2 separate regions of the Homo sapiens genome follow, and region 1 is linked to region 2. A link is a contact called in ENCODE Hi-C or POLR2A ChIA-PET data. All regions are on one chromosome and are shown on one strand. The core of a region is the stretch at or near the end of the contact, and the rest is flanking DNA. Distances in the headings are between cores, read along the strand shown. Region 1 overlaps PLEKHM2 (pleckstrin homology and RUN domain containing M2). Region 2 overlaps PRDM2 (PR/SET domain 2).

What was found. Hi-C counts contacts between places; a loop is a spot of excess contacts on that map. ChIA-PET counts read pairs that join two places held with the same protein, here RNA polymerase II (POLR2A). Pooled maps may share reads with other maps.
Region 1: a loop to region 2 is called in a pooled map, with 2.2 times the contacts of the local background. The contact joins two enhancer-like sites. A Hi-C loop is called at or near these places in 1 of 50 pooled maps. POLR2A ChIA-PET finds 5 or more read pairs at or near these places in 2 of 52 experiments (GM12878 and naive thymus-derived CD4-positive, alpha-beta T cell).

The regions. Positions count from the first base shown.
Region 1 is chr1:15,695,641-15,698,449 of GRCh38, reverse strand. All of the region lies in intron 1 of PLEKHM2 (pleckstrin homology and RUN domain containing M2), which reads right to left. Among named protein-coding and RNA genes, the nearest start is that of PLEKHM2, 13 kb to the right of the region's middle. RefSeq lists enhancers at 1,135-1,204, 1,275-1,334, 1,345-1,394, 1,405-1,454. Within about 2 kb of position 1,374, at least 10 of the 41 ENCODE cell types and tissues checked have a DNase peak (open chromatin) inside an H3K27ac peak, as active enhancers do; they include GM12878, where a contact is called at or near this core.
Region 2 is chr1:13,753,618-13,756,317 of GRCh38, reverse strand. All of the region lies in intron 6 of PRDM2 (PR/SET domain 2), which reads right to left. Among named protein-coding and RNA genes, the nearest start is that of PRDM2, 55 kb to the right of the region's middle. Within about 2 kb of position 1,354, at least 5 of the 41 ENCODE cell types and tissues checked have a DNase peak (open chromatin) inside an H3K27ac peak, as active enhancers do; they include GM12878, where a contact is called at or near this core.

The DNA.
Region 1 (2,809 bases), core at 125-2,624, 1.9 Mb before region 2:
GAAGTTCGCTTGAGCCCAGGAGTTCAAGACCAGCCAGGGCAACATAGCAAGACCCCTGTCCCTACAAAATACTAAAAAATTAGCCAGGCCTGGTGGCACACACCTATAGTCCCAACTACTTGGGATGATGAGGCGGGAGGATTGCTTTAGCCCAGGAGCTTGAGGTTGCAGGGAGTTATGGTTGTGTACTGCAGCCTGGGTGACAGAGCAAGACCCTGTCTCTAAAAATAAAAAATAAAAAATAAAAATAATATTAAAAAGAAAAATGCTGTCCTTCAGCGATGTCTTAGAAGGGCAGTCAATGCCCCTAGCCAGGAAGGGCGTGTGCCCAGACTGGGTGGCAACCTGGGTCTGGTAAAGTCCCCCAACGTGTAGAGCTGTCATAAAGGGTTTATCCACCATGGGACTGCATCGATCTTTAAGCAAGTTTGGTGAAATCAATGCTTCTTAACCATTCATTTGCCACTAAATACAGCAGCTAATTGCACAGGTTTCTTTGCCCACCTCCGAAATTACTGCTCATTAGTCCTTCTGCTGGAGAGTTGGTAGACTCTCTGCTTTACTGGCAGCTCTATTGAAAGATATGCAGGGGGTGACCAGCCTGGGCAACATGGCGAGACCCTGTCTCTACTAAATGTACAAAAAAAAAAAATTAGCTGGGCATGGTGGCATACACCTGTAGTCCCAGCTACTTGGTAGGCAGAGGCTGCAGTAGCTGTGATTGCACCACTGCATCCCAGTCTGGGTGACAGAGTGAGACCCTGTCTCAAGAAAAAGAAAGACATGCAGGGGGAAAGCTGGAAAAAAGCAGGTACTTGAATTATCTGTGCATTTCATTTTTCTGTGGATTTCATTTTTCTGTGCTTTCTTTGTGGTGTAGGAAAAATGACAGCTGAAAGTGACTAGCCTACTTGGGCACAGATCTCTAGCATAATTGACAGAACATGGTTTCCAAAAGCAGCTAAATGCTTCCTCTTCCCGGAAGGGGAGTGTGCAAGCCTCAAGGTACTATGATTACTCTGGCTGAGAACTCAGCACAGGGATTGACTTCTTACGGAGGGACCGAGGACTCCTCTTAAGGTGGGGAGAAAACTGCTAAGAGGTTCTGCCAAGGGGCCCCTCAGCGAACACCAGAGACCTAGAAGCCAGCCAATGGCCTGAAAAACAGAGTGCACACGATTCTACTCCATTCTTCTACTGCTGGGACGGAAGCAGGAGCTGGCAGAGACCCTGAGCTCGGTTTTCTGAGCTCTGCACGCTCAGTGTTGTGTGTGGCACTGGCGGAGGAGAAGGGAGTTTTTCAAAGCCTCATTTTAACCAGGCTTTCAAAGCACAGAAGCTTCAGCTGGCGTGTTCATCTTTCACTTCCCTTTTCCTCTCCTGTGCCTACACCACCACCTCATGAGTGCCTCCCCCACCCAGACAACCCAAGTATGGCCAAGGGAAATGCTCACTCTGTCACTGTCTAAATCACAATGTTAGGCTGGGGGATCCTGGGGGGACCCTTGCTGCCATTCCAAGGCCCGTGCAATACAGTCAGATATTCTACAGGCTGAAAACGTAAATACAAGGCTAGAAAGCATGATGGACCTTCCTGGATTACAAATCCATAATGGATAGTAAAGGACATTAGGGAGGACTTGGGGTGTACACCTATCCCACTGCAATTTGTTTGATGTCTGTCTCCTCTTCCAGAATGTCTGCCCCACGGGGGAAGGAGCTTGGTAGGATTTGCTCACTGTTGATTCCTATGACGAGAAGAGTGCTCAGCACATAATACTCACTCAACAAATATTTGTGCCCAGGCGCGGTGGCTCATGCCTGTAATCCCAACACTTTGGGAGGCCGAGGCGGGCGGATCACCTGAGGTCAGGAGTTCGAGACCAGCCTGACCAATATGATGAAACCCCGTCTCTACTAAAAATACAAAAATTAGCCGGGCGTGGTGGCGGGCGCCTATAATCCCAGCTACTCGGGAGGCTGAGACAGGAGAATTGCTTGAACCCAGGAGACGGAGGTTGCAGTGAGCCAAGATTGTGCCACTGTATTCCAAGCCTGGGCAAGAAGAGCAAAACTCCGTCTCAAAACAAAACAAAACAATAAAAACAAATATTTGTTAGGTGGTTTTATGGAGGACTGGCCCCCAGACTTGACCCATGGGGACGTGTTATCTGTTACTTCAAGACCAACACCATGGAGAAGGAAAAGGGTCAGAGAAATGGGAAAGAGCAAGAGCCAGAAAATGGTTTGAATCCCAGCCCTGCTCCTTGTGAGCTTAATAACCTCTGGCAGTTTACTTCTCTAAACTCCATTCCCTCATGTGTTAAACAGGCATCGGGTGGGTGTGGTGGCTCATGCCTGTAATCCCAGCACTTTGGGAAGCCAAGGTGGAGAATGGCTTGAGCCCAGAAGTTTCAGAGCAGCCTAGGCGACATGGCAAAACTCCATCTCTACAAAAAAAAAAAAAAATATAGAAAAAATTAGTTGGACGTGGTGGTGCACACCTGTAGTACCAGCTATTCAGGAGGGCTGAGGTAGGAGGATTACTTGATCCTGGGAGGTCGAGGCTGCAGTGAGCTGAGATCACACCACTGCACTCCACCCTGGGTGACAGAGCAAGACCCTGTCTCAAAAAACAAACCCCAAGGCCAGGTGCGGTGACTCACACCTGTAATCCCAGCACTTTGGGAGGCTGAGGCGGGCAGATCACCTGAGTTGGAGACCAGCCTGGCCAACATGGTGAAACCCCATCACTACTAAAAATACAAAAATTAGCCAGGCGTGGTGATGGGCATCTGTAATCCCAGCT
Region 2 (2,700 bases), core at 105-2,604:
AATGGTGTTCTTGGGATATTTATCCAAGCCCTCAATTCTTTTTTTTTTTTTTTTTGAGAAGGAGTCTCGCTCTGTTGCCCAGGCTGGAGTGCTGTGGCGCAATCTCGGCTCACTACAAGCTCTGCCTCCCGGGTTCACGCCATTCTCCTGCCTCAGCCTCCGGAGTAGCTGGGACTACAGGCGCCCGCCACCACGCCCAGCTAATTTTTTTGTATTTTTTTTTTTTTTTTAGAAGAGACAGGGTTTCACCATGTTAGCCAGGATGGTCTCGATCTCCTGACCTTGTGATCCACCCGCCTCAGCCTCCCAAAGCGCTGGGATTACAGGTGTGAGCCATTGCGCCCAGCCTCCAATTCCTCAATTCTTTAGAGGCAACTTTAAATACAAAGCTACACCCTGTACAAGCCTGTAATACCAGCTATTAGGGAGGCTAAGGCAGGGAGACAGCTTGAGCTCAGGAGTTCGAGTCCAACCTGGGCAACACAGAAAGACCCTGTCTCTACAAAATAAATAAACTTTAAAAGTTATTTTATTGAAAAATAAAATAACTACACCCTCCTCTCTATAATGCTCCCACGAACATTAGGTTTGAATGTCGTAACAGCTATCTGTAAACTGGAACATGAAATTGTCTAGGGAAAAAAAAACACTGAACGAGTTTAAAAAAAAACAATAAAAATTCATCATTTAGAAAAATAACCTAGTGTTCATATTTAAGGAAAACACAGGAAATTAGGTTTTTTACTTTCAAATTATAAGTGGATTTGTAAAAATCAACTAAAGTATTTTGAACTAACTATAAGGATCTTGTTACCTCTTTTATATAGTTTAGAAAATTTAATCATAATCGAACTTTATTTCTGTATTAGGCAAGTCTTACCTTCCAATTTACATATGGACAAGAGAACCAAAATAACCACCTAAAAATAGGGCACAGCATGGTTCCCAATACACTCAATTATGATATTTAAAACTTTTTAATCATGGCATATGTTAGGATTTTTGCAAATCCACCCACTAAAATACAGCTAAAAAATTTGCAAAATGCTTTGAAAAATTTACGTTAATCCACATAATTTCCCTGTAAACAAGGATAGACATAAGAATCAAAGGCACAAAACGAAAATACTGACCAACATTTTCATCTAAATTTGGAGCAATTCAGTAGCAGCAGCAGAACTGCAAATTTTTTATAATTCCCGAACTCCTACTGTTGAAAAACTACTAATTAAAACCGTACTGAGCTTTTAAAAACAGACCGCCACCATAACAGCAGCAGAGTTCATCCTGGCAGGCAACCACCAGAGACGGGACATTCAATGCTCAGCAAAGGCACCCTCAGCTAGGAGGCAGCCAGAAAGCTACAGCAGAGACAGGCCCCTCCAAGACTGACCAACCCAGAAACAGCTCATTTGTGTCTCATGCCACAAGCTTGCCAGCAAAAAGCCAGACACAGGAATACTGCCATGTCCAAGCACTCCACATCCTGCTCCAGCACCTGCAAACAGGAACCACAGGCCAGTGCCCTATAAGTCAGTGGGCACAGGACCTGCCCACCAGGCACCCAGTAGGCATAGGGCCCATCTACCATCATCCTCAGACACCACAGCCAGGCCTCTGTCATTCAGCTTAGAGCCTGAAACAGAGCTGCTGGCTGCTACGAAAGGTTAGGAGATCAAACTCCACGGAAGCCCGTCCACTCTCTGCTTTTATTAAATGTATTCTCTAAGTTCAACTTTAAATGGAACCAATGCTGTCACTTCTGTTGTTGTCAACTGCATGTAGGAGTGGACAAAAAGCTCCACATTATGTAGAAGAAAAGGCATGGGAAAACTGGTTCAAATTCTGACTGTGACACTCATTGGTAGGGTGATCTTGGACAAGTTATCCAATTTTGGAAAGTGTCCTTTTCCTTCTCTCCCACATCAACCAGAACACCCACTAAGTCTGACCTGTGCGTGGCTGTCATGAAACGGACTGGAGACTCCGCACTGGAGGAGGATGCTGCCTGCTGTAGTCATCTCTCTCATCTCCCCCACCAACCAACCCAGCCACTTGGTGCAGCGCCTGGCAGAAAAAGGGCCAATATATGTCCATTTGCAGAACTGAGTTTCATAATCCAAAAATACTCATGTAGGTTTCTACATGAGTAGAACTGCTAATAGAACTAGGTCCCTCTTCCTGGAGACCTCAGCCCCTAGAACTTCCTGTGTCACTTATGTCACAACCTCAGAATGGTCACCCCTGATCTCCCACCTACAGTCAGGCCATACCTCCTCCACCCACCCTGCAAAACACTACTGACATGACAAGGTTTACCTACTTCATCTGTTGGCCTGTACTCCCCACTCTCCAGAATGTGATTCCATGTGAACAGGGACCCTTGTCATTTTAGTTCTTTGCTGAAACTCCAGCACCCAGAATAGTGCCTGACACAGATGCAAGGAATACTTGTTAAGTAACAGAAGGGAAGACCATCCACACAGTCACAACTTCTCAGTCCCCAAGGTTCCTCTTGATGTCCTCCTCCTTCCTCTCTCTCTTCTGAAACATCCCCATCCTGCCACTCTTTCTACATAAAGGCTCCCTAGCCAGCCCAGCCCAGCTCAGCATCCCTTTTTCCTTCTCTTAGGGAGGGTCAATAGTCCTTACTGCCTATACCATCCGTGTTGCACTTTTTTTAGACTACCTTAGACTGAG